Linked DNA regions of Homo sapiens: region 2 is linked to region 1. A link is an interaction called in ENCODE POLR2A ChIA-PET data of the cell type or tissue named here. Cell type or tissue: A673. All regions are shown on one strand. Links, peaks and the distances in the headings refer to the core of each region. The heading gives the core; the rest is flanking DNA.

What was found. ChIA-PET counts read pairs that join two places held together with the same protein. Peaks named below come from ENCODE experiments on the same cell type or tissue, not always from the same donor. Only the 100,000 strongest peaks of a DNase experiment are listed, where the experiment ranks them.
Region 2: POLR2A ChIA-PET joins it to region 1 with 10 read pairs; 2 of 35 experiments call an interaction of 5 or more read pairs at or near these places.

Annotation. Positions count from the first base shown.
Region 1 is chr10:112,458,929-112,464,314 of GRCh38, forward strand. It overlaps VTI1A (vesicle transport through interaction with t-SNAREs 1A), which reads left to right. Exons shown (of 8, transcript NM_145206.4): 2 at 1,596-1,654. Among named protein-coding and RNA genes, the nearest start is that of VTI1A, 14 kb to the left of the region's middle. RefSeq lists an enhancer at 2,082-2,376. In A673, for the core only: no CTCF peak of the experiment used is centred there; a DNase peak (open chromatin) is centred at 2,223; H3K27ac peaks cover 1,318 bases.
Region 2 is chr10:112,729,728-112,735,113 of GRCh38, forward strand. All of the region lies in intron 7 of VTI1A (vesicle transport through interaction with t-SNAREs 1A), which reads left to right. Among named protein-coding and RNA genes, the nearest start is that of MIR4295, 98 kb to the left of the region's middle. RefSeq lists an enhancer at 2,621-3,122. In A673, for the core only: no CTCF peak of the experiment used is centred there; a DNase peak (open chromatin) is centred at 2,654.

The sequences.
Region 1 (5,386 bases), core at 89-5,088:
GTGCTGAGGTTACAGGCGTGAGCCACCGCGCCCGGCCAGTGAAATAATAATTTCTATTAAAGCTTCCCCACTTAGGATTGGCTGTCCTTCTGAAGGCTGGTCAGCTGGTAGGTGTTGTACCCATTTCAAGCTTCATGACTTTTCTAGTCTGTTGTGTTAGTCAGTCTCATTAGGCTCCCATGTGACATAAACCCAGTTTTAAATAAAGAACAAGAAAGTTGTTGGCTCAAGAAACCAAACTATGGTAAAGTCAAGCTTTTATAAAGTCAAGCCATTTCAGTTATTTCAAGCCAGGAACTAACTATATCTCTCTCTCTCTGTCTCTCAGTTGTGTTTCTTTTTAAATGCAGGTTTTATTTTCAGCCATTGCACGCTTGCTTTCTTCTTGGAGCTAGACCAATGGATGCTAGCAGCGCTTCTAGGCTCATTTTTTCGTTACCAGGAGAAAGGAAAAGGCTTTCCCCTTGCTCTAGAACTTTGTTCTCTCTGGTTCATATATGCCTATCCCACCGCCCAACTCCCAGATGAATGTGGCCAGAGGATTGAGTTACTGAGATTAGTCCAGCTAGGATTAGATGCCGGTCATTTGCCAAGTCACTGTGACTGAAGAAGCAGAGTCTTTATGGAGATAGCATTTTCATTGTCCTGCTTGGTGAGGAAGAAGGCCTTTGAAGAGAGTAGGGGCTGTTGCCTGAGAAGAGAAGCATGCTAGGCAGACAAAAACTAGAGATGTTCAATACATCTGGTTTGCACAAAACTTAACTAGGGTATGTGAACAAATAGGCTGACTGGCTGGAATGAGGGTATGGGAAAGCTTTCTGAAATTGTCTGCCAGGACATGTCTCTCCTAGAGAAGGGAATTACAGTTGGGTTATAACTTGATTGTATTAGAAAAATAAACCACATACAGAGACTTAGCACTTTATAATATTAAAGTAATTTCACTTGCATCAAGCTTATTGGAGCTAAAAGTAATCCCGTAGATATTTTTTATTTCCATTTTAGAGAGTACAGAGTGAGTCTCAGAAAAAAAGAGAAAAATTTCTTGCCCAGGATCCCATAACCATTGAGTGAGATAGTAGCTTTCGGTTTGGAATCAGTAGTCCTAACTTCAAATATTTATTCCATTACACCTGATTCTCCATGCTACTGAAAGTACAATTTTTTAAAGGATTGTTTTTGCCCAGTTTTAGGAAGTGTTTTTGTATATAACTTTTAAATTGTATTAACAAATCAGTTATTCCCAATTTATTAAAGTTATGACTTCACAGATTCCTTAGGCCAGCACAAATCTGCTCTTGTTGACTTAGTCTCTCCTAAAGGGCAACATAATTTTTAGTCTCTCTTAAAAATAGGTCTCTCTTAAAAATGGTGTCTCTTAATAATTAGGTATTCTATCAGATTATATGTTTCTAGATAGCCTGGAATCAATGGCTTAAAGTGGTTTCAAACCCACCAAAGAATGATATGCTCTTTTGCCTTATGTTCTGTAATCTGATTGACCAGAAAGGAAAAAGGCATATAAAAATTGAAGTTTTAAAATATTAAATTTATTTGTATCTTTAGCAATTTCTTGGTATTATTGTTTGTTTCAGATGAAAAGAAACAGATGGTTGCAAATGTGGAGAAACAGCTTGAAGAAGCGAAAGAACTGGTATGTACAGACAGTAATGTATTTTAACACACAGCCAGAGCCGTTTAAGCTAATGTCTTCCTCTAGCCTGTTTTATACATTGTGGAAATGTGAAGCATTGCTGATTAGCATTTTATAATTCAGAATTTGTCAATTTTTAAATTGAAGAGATTTTAGTAGCTTCTTGGGATTTTATTCTTCTTAGCAAAGGTGATTCATTAAATATCTATCTCTAATTTTTATTCCATCATAATACGTTTCATAACAGCTGTAAATAGCTAATGCTGGATAAAGGCATACTGGGTACCAGACACTGGATTAAAAATACTACTTGCTTTATAATATTTAATTTTCTCAATAACCATGTGAGACAATATTATTTGTCAAAAATGATAAAGGGTCTGATATTTTCTGCTATTTGCAAACTCTCAAGTGACTCACTTGCTTGCTACAGTTTCATAGATGACTATGTCTCATGTCTTCTCTAAGACATGAGACTCCTAGGTCAGAGACAAAAGATTTTTATTACCCACAACAATAGCAGTTGCCTGTGTTTCAGGCTGGTTGCATCAGTTCCTGAGTCTGAATTCCCACAGTGGTGATGCAGGCAGGCCTAGATGTATGCTTACAACAGCATTAGAATACCTTAGAGGAATAGAACGAGAGCCTAGAAAATGTGCCACTTTCTAGCAGCCTATAAGCAAGGCTGTTGTTTGTCCCAGGGGGACACATTATTTCCTCTCCCTGAGCTCCCCGCAAACCCAATCCTGAAAAATGGCTCAGACAGAGTCCTCAGGACCTTGTATTCTTGGCAGACCAGGCAAGACATGTAGCAGCATGAGAGAACCTTGGCCAAGTGATTCTCAACACTGTTACCACTCCCATTTTGTGGATGGGGAGACTGAGACTTAGAAAGATGAAGTAACTTGTTGGAGGTCCCAAATCCTGTTAAGTGATAGAGTAAATATTTGTTCCTAGTTTGCTAAACTCAGAGCTCTGGTTCATCTACTACTTTTTTATATAAATACATCAGTAAAACATGGAGCAAAAAAGGACTAAAAGTATTGTGTCTTAATTTGGGGTTTTAAAAGCTAACTACTACAAGCATGACTCAACTTGTTACTATGCATTGTGGCCCTATGAGTGTGTTGCTTTTCTATTTTATTTTATTTTTGATATAAAGTCTCACTCTGTCACCCAGACTGGAGTACAGTGGCACAATCTCGGCTCACTGCAACCTCTGCCTCTTGGGCTCAAGCGATTCTCATGCCTCAGTGCTCCAAGTAGCTGGGATTACAGAGCAATACCACACTTGGCTACTTTGTTTGTTTGTTTGTAGAGAGGGGGTTTTGTCATGTTAGCCAGGCTGGTCTTGAACTCGTGCCCTCAAGTGATCTGCCCGCCTTGGCCTCCCAGAGTGCTGGGATTACAGGCATGCACCACCATGCCTGGCTAATTTTGTATTTTCAGTAGAGACAGGGTTTCACCATGTTAGTCAGGCTGGTCTTGAACTCCTGACCGCAGGTGATCCACCCACCTTGGCCTCCCAAAGTGCTGGGATTACAGGCCTGAGCCACTGTGCGCAGCCGATACTGCCCTTTTGATGAGGACCTTGGGAGAAAAACTCTTTTGATTTGACTATTGGGATTAATTGTGTTTCTGCTGACCATCTGATTTGTATTAGTCTCTTGGACACTACACATCTTGCAATGATCTTTTCTCCCACTCTGCACTGGCCACATAAATGTTGTGACAACATGGAACAAGTGCACATTAGCCTCATTCTTGGTTTCATTTTAAGTGCTTGTTGTGTGTTTCCTTTTTCTGTCTTACCTACTTTTAATTTAGTTTTAAATATCCATATAAAATATCTTCAACAAAAATATACTTAAGGCTCAGATTTTGGCTTGCAAGTATTTTTGCTGTTATTTTTCCAGATGATCCTGTTTACCTTGTTAGAACTAAATAATTGATGATCTCAGAGAGTTATTTTAAATAATTTTCTTGCTAAGTAATGATTTTATTTATTGGTGCTTCTCATTTATGTTGAGACATAATCATTTAAACTATCACTGTTTAAATCAAGGCTAATTAAAATTATCTTTTTTCTTTATAATAAATTGAAGCCTATTAATTGAAAGGTGATTGTGTGGTTTATCTGTATGCTACTGTAGTTATTCAGTCGCTAACACTGAATACAGGTTTTATTAGTGATAAGCTGGTAGGGTTCCGGAAGGAACTTATTAGAAAGCTTTAAAAGGTAAACTACATGGCAGCATTTTTGCATGTGATTTTAGCAGACATGGCCTGGGCCAATTTGTTGTTGTTACTGGTTTTTATTTATTTATTTATTTATTTATTTATTTATTTATTTATTTATTGAGACGGAGTCTCGCTCCATCGCCCAGGCTGGAGTGCAGTGGCACGATCTCGGCTCACTGCAACCTCTACCTCCCCAGTTCAAGCAATTCTCCTGTCTCAGCCTCCCGAGTAGCTGGGACTACAGGCACCCGCCACCACACCCAGCTAATGTTTGTATTTTTAGTAGAGACGGGATTTCACCTTGTTGGTCAGGCTAGTCTCAAACTCCTGACCTCAGGTGATCTACCTGCCTCGGCCTCCCGAAGTGCTGGGATTACAGGGGTGAGCCACTGCGCCTGGCCTGGTTTTTATTTTTTAATGGCAACTACAAGTAAGCCACTTCTGCTATCTTGTATAGTGCTTGCTGTATCTTCTTCATCACTTGCAATCATCGTTACTAGAGTTAATTTTAATCTAGCAATTATCAAGTAAGAGACACTGTTCTAAGTACATTATAAGAATTGCCTCATTTAGTTTTCACAGCTGCTCTGTGAAAAAGACACTATTTTGTAAGTGAGAAAACTAAGGCACAGAGACATTAAGAAACCTGTTCCAGATTCCAGGACTAATAAGTAGTAGAGCCTATGATGTCAACGTAAGAGTCTGGCTTCAAAGCCTATGCCTAAACCATTATAGTATTTCTGCATTGCTGCTGATTAAACTCTTCTGTGTTGTATCCAAAGTGTTATCTGATAGCAGGTTGTTAAAAAAAAAAAAAGCGCCTTGCTGTGATTTCATTAAGCTATATGTAATTTAGCATATTACTGTATCCATTTAATGCCATATAAATGTGGTTATAAAGTATCGGGAGTTAGGATGAAGGTAAAGATCACATGTTGGTTGGTATGTGATTTTCCTAATTACAAAACACCTGCCAGAATAAATATCACCAAATAAGGCTTGGCTGATGTTTCATGGATTACCCATGGGAAATAATAGCTTACTTTATCTTCCCATAGTTGTGGAGGTTAATGGTCAGAAGACAAGACCCGGTTGGATTGAATGATGGGCTATTCCAAGTATATTGAAATCAAATTATTAATAACGTTTGGGTTAATGTGTATCTTTTATTTTGTTTTATTTTATTTTTGAGATGGAGTCTTGCTCTCTCACCTAGACTGGAAGGAGTGCAGTGGTGCAATCTCAGCTCACTGCAACCTCTGCCTCCCAGGTTCAAGCTATTCTCCTGCCTCAGCCTTCTGAGTAGCTGGGATTACAGGTGCCCACCACCACGCCCAGCTAATTTGGTATTTTTGGTAGAGATGGGGTTTCGCCATGTTGCCCAAGCTGTTCTCAAACTCCTGACCTCAAGTGATCCACCCACCTTGGCCTCCCAAAGTGTTGGGATGATGGGCGTGAGCCACGGCGCCTGGCCAAATGTATATGTTTTAA
Region 2 (5,386 bases), core at 250-5,249, 270 kb after region 1:
ATATGAAGCAATTGAAATACAGTCAGGTGGGCACTCCATTTTCAAATCAGCTGATTGCAGGCTGGACACCCTTGGTGTAATCTACAAAGACAGGGAAAAGGAAACCTGCGCCTCTTCAGCGCTCTAGTGGTACTGGCAAGTGTCATGTCTTGTGATCAGGAGAGTTCTACCAGCCCTCTTTGTGCGTAGCAAACCTGATACTCCCCAGAAAGTTCCACAGCCAAAGGCTGGGCATGCTGACCTCCAATCCAGGGGCCCCAACATCAGGACCTCTCTCCCCAGCAGCAACACCTGGATTGAGTTATTTCACTTCTCTGGAGCTGAATCTCACTGACCATAGAAGAGGGCATATTTCTCAGCAAAACAGCTGGAAAATTATGCTGGCCTTTTGTACAAGTCATGTTAAGCTCCTTCAAAGAATACATGAACAATCTGCATTATTTTAAAGGTGAAGATGGGCTTTTTAAGGGGGAGAGGTTACAGCTACCAGCAAACCAGAGATTTCCTCCATTCTGTGACCCTCCTTCCTCTGCATTCTTAAGGACTTGGCTAGAACCTGAGTTTTCCATTTCTCCTGGTGAGAATGTGTCTTCAGGAGCTTATTGATAATTCTGTCTTTCAGCACAACTTTGTAAAGTTGAAGTCCCTGCCAATTGATAGTCACCTTGTGGCGTGATCTTGTCAGTCCAAAAGAATAAAGATCTACCTTTACATTCATTTAGAGTGAGGGATGATGTACAGCCAGGATGCCTAAGTGTCACCTCCTGCAGTTCACTGACACATGGAGTCCCTTTGACAGGTGCCCGAGTTTCTTTTTCCTATGTATTACAACATCTACTTTTAGGATTTTTTTTTTAACCTCTTTCCCCCTTTCCTTCCTGTTCTTTCTTCCCTCTTTTTTCTTCTTTTTCCATCTCCTTGGCTTTTTAACTCTCTCCTCTTTTCTCTCTTTCCCTTTCCACTTTTCTTGTCAGCAGTTTATTCAACCACCGTATAATAAATCCAGTAAGTGATCATAAAAATACCAATCCCAATTGCAAAAATGGCAGCACAGCCTCAGCTTGGAAAAAAAATTTGGAAAAACAAACTGAAATCATCAAAGACTAAAGACCAGATACTAAAAAGATGGGATTTGCTGTGAGATATATTTTATAATAAAAATTCTGCTATAAAGAAGCATCTTTTTATTTTTTTCCTTGATAGTCTGAATAGTTTATACCTGATGCCAAGAAATTATATATAATTAGTCTGGGTAATATATAATTTCCATTTGATTATATATATTAAAGTGATTAAGGAACTTCAGTTTTTCACTAGTAAATATCTGCCTTCTTTGTTGCATTCTGGGTCTGTAATGACTGTTTATATCAAGGGTAGCACTCGTTCAGAACTGAAGGGAGCAAAAGTTGGAATGCTTTCACCAAGCTTGGTTGCCTGATGTCTATGAATCTGGGAGATAACATGAAGTTAGCTACATTTTGGGAAAAACTGAAGGGAGATTTCAGTCCAATTTCTTGAAACCACCATGTAGTTTTGCATGACTTCCCGTGAATAAACTCCATAAGGCCAGGCCCGGTGGCTCACGTCTGTAATCCCAAGACTTTGGGAGGCCAAGGCAGGTGGATCACCTGAGGTCAGGAGTTAAGACCAGCCTGCCCAACATGGCGAAACCCCATCTCTACTAAAAATACAAAAAAATTAGCCAGGCATGGTGGCAGGCACCTGTAATCCCAGCTACTCAGGAGGCTGAGGCAGGAGAATCGCTTGAACCTGGAAGGTGGAGGTTGCAGTGAGCCGAGATCGTGCCACTACACTCCAGCCTGGGCAACAAGAGTGAAACTCCATCTCAAAAAAAAAAAAAAAACTGCATAAAACAGCATACATGAGAAGGCATATTTTAGGAAGATTACTCAGTTAAGTATATGACATCACCAATATTTTTAATATTGCATAGAATGAAATGAAATTTTTGATGTCAGTTTTTAATTAATGACTTCTATTTGCCTTTTGTAGATTACTTTCATATGTTTATTCCACATATTTTATAGCAGTTTTTCTTTTTCCAATTAGAGGATAGATTTCATCCTTTATCTTTGCAGGTAGCTGATCCAAGACATTTTTATGTAAATGGATTAATTAATTAGTAGCCTTCATTTGAAACTTAAAAAGAAAATAATCCTTTTTGAGAGGCATTAACTATTTTTTAAAGCCACAAACAATTCTTTACTTAAGCACCTTGTCACACCATTAGAAATTATTTGACAGCATTAATCATAATAAAATGCATTACCCTTTACCGAATCACCTTTTTTTCAAGCTAATTAAAAGAATCCATTCCCTAGGAGACTGTACAGCAACTTCACTTGTAAAAATCACATTTTTGGGGAACTTAACAGTACATATTTATGAAACTTTTGAGCAAATGACATCACAAGTTTGATTACCTGTACAGCCTTTGTGAGAAGGCATCTAGCTACAGAGATGTGCTGGGTTCTAGGGAAGGCAGCTACATCTGGCCTTTTTTGAGAGCCTTTAAGCCTCTCTGCCTTCCAGCCTTAGGATTTATGCAAATCAGAAATCTTTGGCTGTCTCTACTTCCTGGCCAGGCCAGCATAATCCACTTCCTTTGGGTTCATGTGACCATGCAAATTTGAGCACTCCTGAATAGTCCCAGAGGGGCTGTGCCTCTCATTATTCCTGCCCCATTCTCTGTGCAGTGCAAGCATTCAGACTATGAATGGACAAGGGTTTAATTACTCACCACATCTGTCAGATCAGATTCAACTTCAGAATGAAGAGAATCCCAGACAAGCCCGGTCGTTTCTTTGCAATGTTCTTCATGGTCGAGGTCATCCAGCTCTGTCTTCTAGGGAATATTTTCCACTCCTTGTTTCATGACCTTCTGGAAAGCAGGGACTGTGGCTTTTGGAGATCCATTACTGGGCCTTTCACACTGTGTGTGGCCTTTACAAATGTTAATTAATCTTCCTGATGATGCACTGAGCATCAGGAAACCCTTTATTCCCCTTGGGCTACTGATGACCAATATGAATGCCAGAAAGTTTTTCTTACTGTTTCCTGACCCACATGCTTCTCTCTGGATGTACTTTGCTGCTTTTTCCCCTCCCTCTGATATGTTTTCACATGGCAGATTGACTGCTCACATTACTAGGTCAGCCAGAGTTGACACAGTAAAGGTGGATGGTCCCCAAGAAGAGAACATACCTCCAATTCCAAGGCTATCAGCCTTCCCAGCAAAACGTGCATAATAGCAGCTAGGAAGGAGTGTGTCCACTGGGGACCAGGTGATTCTGCTCAGTGCATGGGCACTAGCAGTCCTTCCCTTAGGTTTCTTTCCTTACTGGGATTATCTGGGTTTAAAAGGAGATTCCTGGCACGTTCAGCTCTGGAATACAAGGCTTTTTGGGCTGCCATGGTGTTTTTGGGTTTTGGTTTGATTTTTTATTTTTGGTTTGATTTTTTATTTTTTATTTTTTGCTTTGCTTTTATCGTTTTAAAATTGAAATTCATATGAAATTAACCATTTGAAAGTATAGCATGCAGTATATTTACAATGTTATGCAACCCTCATGTCTACCTAGTTCCAAAACATTTTCACCACCCCAAAAGGCAACCCCATGCCCATTAAACAGTTGCTTCCCATTCCCCCAGCCCCCGTCTCCGTGGATTTACCCACCCTGGATATTTCATACAAATAGAAGCACATAATATGTGACCTTTTGTGACTGGCTTCTTTCATTTAGCATGAAGTTTTTTAAGTTTGCCATAATGTTTTACTATGGCATTCTCTGGCGTAGTGGTGTTTATTATTTGGTCAAAGTTATTCATATGTTCTCTGTTTTGGGTAATGTCATCATCATCTATGGAAGTCTGAGAAACAGCTGGGTCCTCTCCCTTCTCTCACTCCTATTGTCTAATTGTTCTTTAAGTCCTGTGGATTCCACACTTGCAATACTGCTAGTCAGTTCTCATTTACATTATTTTATTTTATTTTATTTTATTTTATTTTATTTTATTTTATTTTAAGAGAGAGTTTTACACTTGTTGCCCAGGCTGGAGTGCAGTGGTGTGATCTCGGCTCACTGCAACCTCAGCCTCCTGGGTTCAAGTGATTCTCCTACCTCAGCCCAAGTAGCTGAGATTACAGGGGTGCACCACCACACCCAGCTAATTTTGTATTTTTAGTAGAGACAGGGTTTCACCATGTTGGTCAGACTGGTCTCGAACTCCTGACCTCAGGTGATTCACCCACCTCAGCCTCCCAAAGTGCTGGGATTACAGGCGTGAGCCACCGTGCCTGGCCTTCATTTACATTCTTACTGCTCCTGCCCCTTTCAAATGCTATTCCTTCCCCAGTTTGTCTTTCTCAAACGCAGACCCATCTGACCATGTCACTGCCCTTCTCAGTACTCTCCAGTGGCTCCTCCCACCTCAAAATAGGGTTCAAGCTCCTTACCAGCAGGCCAAGGCTGCCCACAATCTGTTCCTCCTCTCCCTTCATCATTCCCATCCCTCACCTGTATACCATGTCTGAGCCAAACACATTAGACTGTTCGGGGGTCTCTGGCCCGTGGTGCACACTCGTTCTTGCATCCCTTTGTGTGTCCTGTTTCCTCCCCCTAAAATATTCTTCCTCTCCCCACAAATGCAGGAGTCCATTCCTCCTCTATAATCCTGCGTTTTACCTTCTCACCTTCCCTGGTCCATTAATCAGAGTGAATTCCTCCTTTCTCCCTAATTCTGGCATTTTATTTATCATAATACCTATCACAGCCAGTCTTTAAAAGGGCTCTTTGTAAATTTCTGTCCTTTTCCAATTAAATACTGAGCTTCATGAAGGCAGAAATCTTGCCTTACTCATTTTAATATCTAGCAGCAACCATTGTATAAGTCCTCAATAAATTTCTTTTTTTTTTTTTTTTGACACAGAGTCTCACTCTGTTGCCCAGGCTGGAGTGCAGTGGCGCGATCTCGGCTCACTGCAATCTCCGCCTCCCAGGTTCAAGACATTCTCGTGCCTCAGCCTCCCGAATAGCTGGGATTACAGGCGCCTGCCACCATGCCAGGCTAATTTTTTTGTATTTTTGGTAGAGATGGGGTCTCAAACTTCTGACCCCAAGTGATCCGCCCATCTCGGCCTCCCAAAGTGCTGGGATTATAGGCATGAGCAACTGCGCCCAGCCCTCAATAAATATTTTGTTGAATGATTTGAATTTTCTTCTCCAAAGAAAAAACCATGGGCCTACAAGGACCCCAAGTCAAGGAGAGAACCAGTCTGAAGCAAAGTAACAAGGACTAACATTTAAAATAGTAATTATTTTTATCTTCTGTTGAATTTAAAGCTACCCACAGTGATTTACCAGTT